2 separate regions of the Mus musculus genome follow, and region 1 is linked to region 2. The links are chromatin contacts, found by Hi-C in ENCODE. All regions are on one chromosome and are shown on one strand. Each heading gives the region's core, a stretch centred on a gene start or an enhancer-like site at or near the end of the contact. The rest is flanking DNA. Distances are from core to core; before and after follow the strand shown. Region 1 overlaps Nt5dc1 (5'-nucleotidase domain containing 1). Region 2 holds the start of Rwdd1 (RWD domain containing 1).

The links. A loop is a pair of places that touch in the nucleus more often than their neighbours do.
Region 1: a map of mouse embryonic stem cell shows a loop between it and region 2 (2.1-fold over the local background). The contact joins the enhancer-like site here to the promoter of Rwdd1 in region 2. A Hi-C loop is called at or near these places in 2 of 37 maps with a recorded cell type or tissue (ES-E14 and mouse embryonic stem cell).

The regions. Positions count from the first base shown.
Region 1 is chr10:34,313,641-34,318,381 of GRCm38, forward strand. Nt5dc1 (5'-nucleotidase domain containing 1) reads right to left here. Exons shown (of 12, transcript NM_176968.5): 9 at 1,110-1,228; 10 at 1-101. Among named protein-coding and RNA genes, the nearest start is that of Gm26564, 19 kb to the left of the region's middle. Within about 2 kb of position 2,314, at least 1 of the 3 ENCODE cell types and tissues checked has a DNase peak (open chromatin) inside an H3K27ac peak, as active enhancers do.
Region 2 is chr10:34,017,180-34,021,328 of GRCm38, forward strand. It overlaps Rwdd1 (RWD domain containing 1), which reads right to left and starts at 2,437. Exons shown (of 7, transcript NM_025614.3): 1 at 2,187-2,437. The coding sequence starts at 2,259.

The DNA of each region.
Region 1 (4,741 bases), core at 1,064-3,563, 300 kb after region 2:
TCTGGCCCCTGAAGCTCCTCGAGAATAAGGACAGTCTCCCAGTTAGTATAGTGATGGGCTGGGAAAATGTCTGAATGCATGCTGTCACCAAAGTAAACGACCTGTGATCAGACAGAATTCTGAATGAGACATGGAGGTGAGAGTGGTGGCCACAGCACAGAAAACAGAAGGAAGGCCCTCCACAGGCAGCAGCCACCCCAAGGGTCTTAAATTCCTACAAATAATTTCACACACATATTATTGGTCCTATATGATTCACAGGTTTGTTGAAGATGGCAGGAAGGTAGAATATGAGAAACAATTTTACTTGATATTCGTCATGAAGAAGTGAGCCTGTGTGTTTTCACATGTTAATAATAAAATTTATTATAGGGAATTACTTGTTACTAAGAACATGCATCATAACCACTGTTTAAGAGTTTATACCCTCTGAGGACTTGCCGTGGATCTGCTGAAACAGAACTCATGAATGTATGGTTCCAGCATACACAGTTTGGAAAGGCCCTCAGATATCCTGAGGCAAAGCCCTACTGATCCAGACCATACCCCTCCATTCAGAGAAGAGGGCCTGAGATTAAGGGCTAAGAACCAAGGTTCCTCATCCAGGCCCTGGTTCTGCTGATCCCTTGAGTAGTTCTCAGACGGCCAAGGAAGTAGGTACCGATGAACCATGGCCAGCTACCCAGTGATTCTTCCTGCTCACCAGGCTTATGGTGAGCATCGTGTAGATCAATGTACAGCATTGACAATGTGACCAAGGGATCAGAAACAAACAATTCTTTGAGGAAAAGCCTGTCAGTGTTGGTAGTCACTCCTTGTTTTATTTATAAAATATTCTTTGGTGTTTTCAGAATGTCACTTCTTAGGCACTGCGTGTATGAACTGTACTTCCTAGACTTGTGGCCTCTCTGGAATCCTTGTTTTTCCCTGTCACAAATAAAGACTGAGTATCTACCAAGAGTGCATCTAGTCAAAGAGGCAGAAGGAGAGAGGCAGCAGGTGCTCAGAGGCAGAATACAACTGTTAACCATTTGCACCCATGACTCTGTTCACACCATTTGTATCGCACGTGGACATCAAGGCCTCTGCTGATTGAGATCAGACATTACCTTGGGTTCAGGCTTGCTGGTCATTTTCTTCAGAAGCTCATAAAGGTGGGCAGCGTTCCCTTGGGAGTACCAGCCCGGTTTATCCAGAGACGGCAGCTCATCCTTCTCTTCATCATTCTCTGCAAGTATGGTTGACAACAATCTTTAGTTGGGCTGCACCTTGGGCCATGGACCATGTATAGAAGGAAAGCATGTGCGCATTCAGTAAGCACATGCTGTAAGCATTGTGTGTGCTTACAGTTATTAGACAGATCTATCTTTCATCTATCTATCTATGTCTGTCTGTCTGTCTATCTGTCTATGTCTGTCTGTCTGTCTATTTATGCATGGGTGTGTGCACGCCATGGCACACAGAGACCAGTCTTAGGAGTTGGTTCTATGGATTAAACAGATTGTTAGGTATTCTGTCTTGGCAGCAAGTGCCATTACCTGCCTCTGCTTTATAAATGGTTTACTAAGTGAACATCATAATGTTTCTTGCCATGGGTAGAATGAAAAATTTCAAACAAAATATCTATTAAATGCTAATTCATGTTGGGGTTGTAATAGAACAATTATCCTACTAATGGCTTTTTCCCCCCCTAGGGTGACACGGTTATTGCCTTTTGAATCCTTAACAACTGTGGCTATCAGTAAGAGACAGAAGACCTGTACAGGGCTGGGCCTATTGACTGTCTCTTTTTCTGGGGGAAGGGCTTCTACTCCTCCCTGAGGACATACAGGTCATCAACCATTTAACTGCTGCCTACAAGTAACCCATGCTCCTGAATGTAACCCCAATTAAACTCACTTGCCCACTAAATCACTGGTGCAATTGTTTCTGTGTTTCTGCTGGTGTCCTGACTAGGGTAAGTAGATTTTTATGTGTGTGTTCTCAGGAAATGTACACAAAACAGGGGCTATAACAGGAAGATTTACCACTAAAGATAAACAACTTGCTAGTAAGGTAGAGCAAATTCAATAGAACAGAAACAGGAACGGAGGTGCTGTGGAGATGGCATAGTGGAAAAAGTAATTCCCGACAGACCTGCGTTTGGATCCCCAGAGCCCATATAAGGTTCGTGGCAAGCACGTACCTGCAACCCCAGTGTGCCTCAGGAATTGTAACTGGTACAATGAAAGATTCTGTCACATTTATTTAGTAATGTTTCACATGTTACTGGCACAGTGCTAAGGACAGCTTTCTAAACATAGCTGCTACCCATGGGAGGCACACCTGAATAGAAGAGAAATCTCAGCAGCCAACTTCACTGTGATACTGAGGGAACCGGAGCCCTTGAGAAGGAACAGATAGGTGAATGCCATCGGGCAAGGATAAGGGGTCTCCAGACAGAGGAGGGGAATGCTTCCCATCTACTTCATTGTCCCTTAAAGTGTCATCTTCTGAGCTTAAACGTGCAGAAGCTAAGGATTCCCCAGGCTGGCTCAGTCAGTCTTCATTTTAACAAAGTGATTGTGTATATACATTACAATCCCAGAAGCAACGACAGCGAGAGCAGCCAGGACAGAGACCTCAATCAGTCTCCATTTTAACAAAGTGATTGTGTATATACATTACAATCCCAGAAGCAACGACAGCGAGAGCAGCCAGGACAGACACCTGGATGAGGAATAAAAGGTCATGTTTTCAGCAGAGATACTGTAACCAGTACACAACAGGGAAGAGAAGAGAACTTACGGGCTATAGGATGCTTATATGGAGTGGGAACTGGCATGATTGTGTGGATGTGATTAAATATATACCATGCTTGCCAATGAATAACTGGAAAGATACTGAACTGCTTAAAAGCAAATAATGAATTGACGTCAGTGTGAATGGAGCACGAGGAGAGAGAGAAGAATTGGGGAGAGAGTCACAGAAGTGAGGGATTACATAAGGTCTGCAGAGCAGGCTGAAGATGATAAGGGTTTCCAGCTCTGGCACTTTCATGGTTAAATTGTCTCCTTGTTCACACAAGCTTGGTGTGAATCAGCATGTTTGGTTGTCTTTGTTTTCTAGATGGAAGGAAAATAAATGTTTAAAACACCAAGTGCTATGCAGGGAAAAAAAATCCCTTGAGATTCAGGACAGGAGGCTGGGCTAGGGAAAGATGAGGCAAGGTGGGGGTGGAGTGGGGGCTGGGAGGATGTTCACGTGTTCACAACAGCTGAGGCCAATGGGGTGGGGAGTGAGTTGGCAGTGAAGTAGCCAGATAGGAGGTAGGTCCCTCTGAATCTTGTATCTTAGCATTGGTAAGGGCTGAGTTCTCCCTTTGCATAGCATAGAAAGGAAGTGGGGGAGGGGCAGACTCTGCCTATGTGATGCTTCTCTCACCCCACACTTTTCTTAGGGTCAGCAGGGGTCAGGCTGACCGAGTTACAGGGCCCTCATTGGCTGCAGTACCATCTGCTCTTCTCTAGTTACCATGGCAACAACTGATGTCAGGCACATGCCACTCATCAAGGACACACTGAACACAGATTGGCTCCTGGGATATTCTATTCCAGCACCGTTACTATCTTAATTTTATTTCTCTGCCTTTGACTGTTTGGAACACAGACTGAATTTACTTCTGGCAGTTATAGCAGAGACCTGATCTGACGAGCATCCTACTTGTTAATATGGAGGATGGCTTGAGGATTACCAGGCTGATGTGGGCTGGAGCTCAGGGACCCAAGCATACTGCAGGGCTGCATTGAGTCACCTGAGAGAAGATGAGGGTAGAGGGAGGAAGACAGGGGTGAGCCTAAGGACAGATGTCAGACATGGGTGACACAGAGGGTGACTGGGTTTTCATCATTTCATTGACATCTGTGGCTGGCAAAATTTCTAAGGGAGTTATGGATTGTGGTAAGGACAGCAGGCTAAGTGGCAGGGGCTGATGAGCTCCTAGGAGCACTCCAAGTTTTCAGACCTATCCCTGGGGTATGGAGAGTACAGAAGACAAACTATGTCTCCGTGGGTCACAGAACGAGCAATTGGAACCTATCAATGTACAAGTGAGAGTAAAACCATCCACAGAAAGCAGAAAGCTGGGATCATTAGCAAGAAAAAGGTAATTGGAGGTGGGTAGGCACAAACTGATAATAGGCAGGCACACACTGGTGAGCTGCACAGAGCACAGCTACAGAAAATAGCGACAGGAAAAGGGCAGGATCCATAGTCTTTCCAGGAAGGACCATGTCACTCTCCGATGACCACAGCTCTGGCTCTCTTGTCTTGTACTCCCAAAGTCATCTATTTGCAATCAGTCCAAAAATTATAGGGTTCTTTGTATTTCCCATTTAAATGTGTTTTAAATATCAGAAAATCAAGGCACCAAAGAACCTTAGAAATTGAGTTAATCACACTCAGACTCTGAGGCTTTCTAAACATCTGTACCATGAGCATGAAGACACATATATTTGAGGTTTCTAGGCATCTTAAAGAAGTCACAACAGGGCAATGATCTACATCAATCTAGACTTTCATCTTTGAAACAACAGGACAGGGTTAAGATTTATAAGACATTTTGGGATTCCAAAGCAGGGGTAATAGAGTAAAAATGGACAGATGGGTTGCATCATTCTACAACGCTGCCATCTGCACAGCAAAAGAGATAGTCGATGGAGTGTGAAGATGTCACATGAAGGGAGAATGTATCTGAGAGCCC
Region 2 (4,149 bases), core at 1,187-3,686:
ACTAAATTCTACTACCTTACCAGATCCTTGTCAAGTGATGCACAACTGGTGGGAGAATGGTATTGAGACAGTCTGTTTATACAGGTTGTTAGGAGGGTCAAAGTGCAACCAAGCTACCGAACAGGCAAAAAGAAGAAACTGGGGTGTGATGACAGTTCGCGACCAATGTAGCACTAGACTACAAGGTCACCAACAATAGAACAGCAACTAATGCTAAGGCTCAGCTAGGTCTGTGGGCCACAAGTGCACCTTTTTGACATCACACAAGGTCAGTGGACCTAACAAATGCTTCTCTCCTAGTTCACTGGGTATGCATTAAAGACAGGGTGGGGTGGGGTGGGAGAGCCAATTCCTTCCTCAGACTGAGCAGTTGCCAAATCTAGTATTAAGTAGGATATAAAATGAAGTAAAAACCTGCAAACTAGCCGGGTGGTGGTGGCGCATGCCTTTAATCCCAGCACTTGGGAGGCAGAGGCAGGCGGATTTCTGAGCTCAAGGCCAACCTGGTCTACAAAGTGAGTTCCAGGACAGCCAAGGCTATACAGAAAAACCCTGTCTCCAAAAACCAAAAAGTCCTACCTTTTCCCTAAAAGGTTTCAAAAAAAAAAAAAATACCAAGAGCAATACAAAATCCCTAAGAACAATTAATCAAGATTGTTTTTATTGCAAAAATGTGTATGGATGCAGAAAGGAATTACAAGCAGGCTCAGCAGGTTGCTATGGAATAGGTGAGTGCATCAAAATAATCGTAAGTCGTCATTTGTTACCCTGGCTCACTCAGGCTCCTTATGCACTTGTACATCTGACAAGAATTCCATATACTACTACTACTGGGACCTAGCAAAATTCAATACAATACTGCTTTAAGACATAAAAAATGTGCCATTGTAAGACACACATGCGCGGAACTTAGTGAAGGATAACCTAATATTTAAGACAAGTTAAAAATACTGTATGCCTCATGCATTTTTGTTTCTGCCTACAAAGGGTTCATGCCTATTATATTTCTAACGTGCTAGAAAGGTCTAAACATCGTAATTCAGACTATATCGGACAACTGACACTAGCGCTTTATTTTAGTTTGACACTGACATATAAGCAAGGATAGAGAAGGAAGCCAGACTCCACACATACACTCACCCAGGTAATGACACTCTCAACCCCCTCTTCACTCATCCCTTAACATCCGCAACACAGCTGTATTGCTGGTGCGAGAGAACATGAACTCGACTGGAGCTACACAGGAGTAGCTGAGAGACATCTGCCTGTTGGCAAAGCAGAACAAAATTTGCTTCCATTGCAAAAAGTTGGTCAAAAAGTGAAGCCAAGAAAGAAAACTAAGCTAAGCAATGAAAGGGATGGTTTAGGATTTAAAGTAATATGCCTTGGGTTCTTAATTCAGACACTAAGTAATACTTGACAACACTTGGAGGAAGGGTTGTGGAATGTAAATCCCATCAATCCCCAGCCTACGTTCATACTGACTTTACCTTGAGTGCTTCCCTAATTTGAGAAGACCCATAGATAGGTTTTCCATGGAAACAGACTCACAAGGAAAGATTCTACTAATGAATTTCCTGACGGATGCTTTCCCTTAGACCCAATCAGCTCTTCCTACATCTAAGCTGAGGCTGAATCCTTAACCGAAGTCTTCAGGATGTAAGAACTAAGGACCTCTGGCTGGAGGAGGGAGAGCACAAGCCACTTGCCTTCCCTGGGCCTCCAGAACCTCGACGACGTCTAAGATACCTAAGAACCACAGCGACCACATCGTTCATCAGGCATTCTGCAGAATGCCTGATCACTCTTATAGAGAGAATAAGACATCCCCGAGTGTGCTGCTCTCAAAAGCCAGCATCCCAATCTTCTCAGCAGGGAAAACAGCTGCTACTTCACCAGAGCTTAAAATAGGAGGTAAAGGGGGGACATTAAGCGGCTCTGGAGAAACTCATCGCACTGCTAGTTCCCCCCACCCCCCGCGTGCTTCAGTGAATCTCGGATGACGGAGGTTACGCGAAACCAAAGCGGTCAGGACCAATTCCAGGGCCTCCGCAGAGCCACCCGGACCTTCGGATTTCAGGACAGTGGGGAAGGAAGCAGGCGAGTGCTGGAAACTGTCTGGAGAGCGGCAGGAAGGGCCGCGGGGCCCCGGCCTCCGCCCCGGAGCAGGAGGCCGCCAAAGTCACCTGTGAAGGAGTCGGGGTAGATGGACTCCAGAGCCTCCAACTCGTTGCGTTGTTCCTCGCCGTAATCTGTCATCGTGGCCCGCGTTGTTGCCCGTGCATCGGCGCGACTCCCTGGCGGCGGGCTGCAGCGGACACCGCGGCCGCCGGCTGCCGGGCGGGCGCACGCGCAGAGTCGGAGTGGAAAGGCCTGGAGCCACGCCTGGCACGGATTGCTGAGAAACAGCCCCGGCTCCGCGGGCCGCCCGATCCCCGCGTCGGAGTTCGACTCATCGCGCCTGGAATGCCGGCCGCCGATTCGCTGCCTGTCTGCGACGGCTCGGGATTGGCTGGGGGGTGACCGCAGCCCGCCCGGCGTTCGGGAAGGACAGCTACTGCCCGCTGCTGGGCTTTGCTGGCTTCTGATGGAGACGCCTGGCAGAGAGGCATCGCCATTCTGCGCTCGATGTGTCTGGTCTGAGTCTCGCGCAGGGCGTGGTAGTGGCGCCGAGGGCGGGGCGCGGAGGTCCAAGGGCTTCCGCTTTTCCGCGTTCCTAAACCACGTTTGTCGCCCAGAGCAGCCTGTGGGCGACAGCCAGCCCGGCTTCTTGGAACTTTCAATGGCCTGATCTGTGCAGACTCCTGGAAGCCGAGCTGGGACTTGGGGTCGGGGTTCGTCCAGAGGTCTGTCCCAGGAGGAACCCGGGAGGAAGGCTGAAAGTCGAACCAGAGGTTCTTGCACCTCACTTTAAAGTTGTGAAATAAGTGAGGCGGAAAAATTGACCTAAAGACTTGTTCAGTTGTTATTTCAGCGAACAGATAAAGGGGCGGATCTTAGTGACAGATTTGACTTTGCCAAAACTACAATAAGATACCGGAAAATAATACCTTTGATTTAGCTCTACTTCTGCTGATAGATTTGACAGCTTCAAGTCTATCACTACAACCAAAATGTCAAATGCCGTAACGGCAAAACTAAGAAAACAGATAAATATGTCTTCTTTTTTAATGAACACTAAATAGTTACTTGGTTTATATTTGTTTATAATAAAGGAACACGTACTAGCCTAAACAAAATGTGGGGAAATGTACCTCGGGAAGAATACCCCAAACATACTAAAAATGTTTCCCCAAATTTCTCTACCTTCCTTGTGTATTAAAGCTGGCTTTACTTGTATTATGCAGGTTCCATAGATGGGCTTTTTTGGCTTTGGCTTTGTGGTGATTGTTGCTGTTGCTTGCTTGTATCTTGCTTACTAGCCAGGATTGCCAGAACTCGTGTTACCCCTACCCTGGCCTCAGTGGTGCTGAGATTGTAGGTGTGAGCCACAGTGCTCCAGTTACACAGAAAGAGTTTTTTGTTTTGTGTTTAATTAGCAAGTATTCCTTACTTACAGTAAAGGAAATGCATTATGTCAAAAGTATTATGGTTTCTTGTTTTAAATAGATTAAGGGTTGCTTTTTGCCTTCTTTTAAACTTTAAAGGGGAGAAAAGGAAACTTCTGAGATGAGGTAGCATTTCAGATATAAGCTGCATATTTGTTTATTCAAAGGAATTCCGATGATTAGTTACCAGAATAGACTTCTAGGAACAGCTGCTTTAAAGTTCTGAAGGAGACAGATCACTTGGCAGGTTGGAAGACAGTGTGGAGCATTCGCCATGATCTAGTTGAGGGGCTGAGGCATAGATTATGAGGAATTCTGGAAGTGTTAGTGACTCAGACTCTTAACTTAAGAAATGCCACCATGGCCACTCAATCGGACAAAATCTGAAAAGAGAGACTGGTGGCTATGAAAATAAGCTAAATAAACCTATGCTAATTTAGGCAGGCATTGATTGTCGAGATAAGGATCAAGTTCCCAATACGTTTTATATAAATGTCAGGACTTGATGCTGATTAGTAAGGAAAGAATCAAGCTTAACTTCTGACTAGACTAACTTGCATCATGAAGTTCTGATATCAAAAATGACAGGTGAAGAAGACAT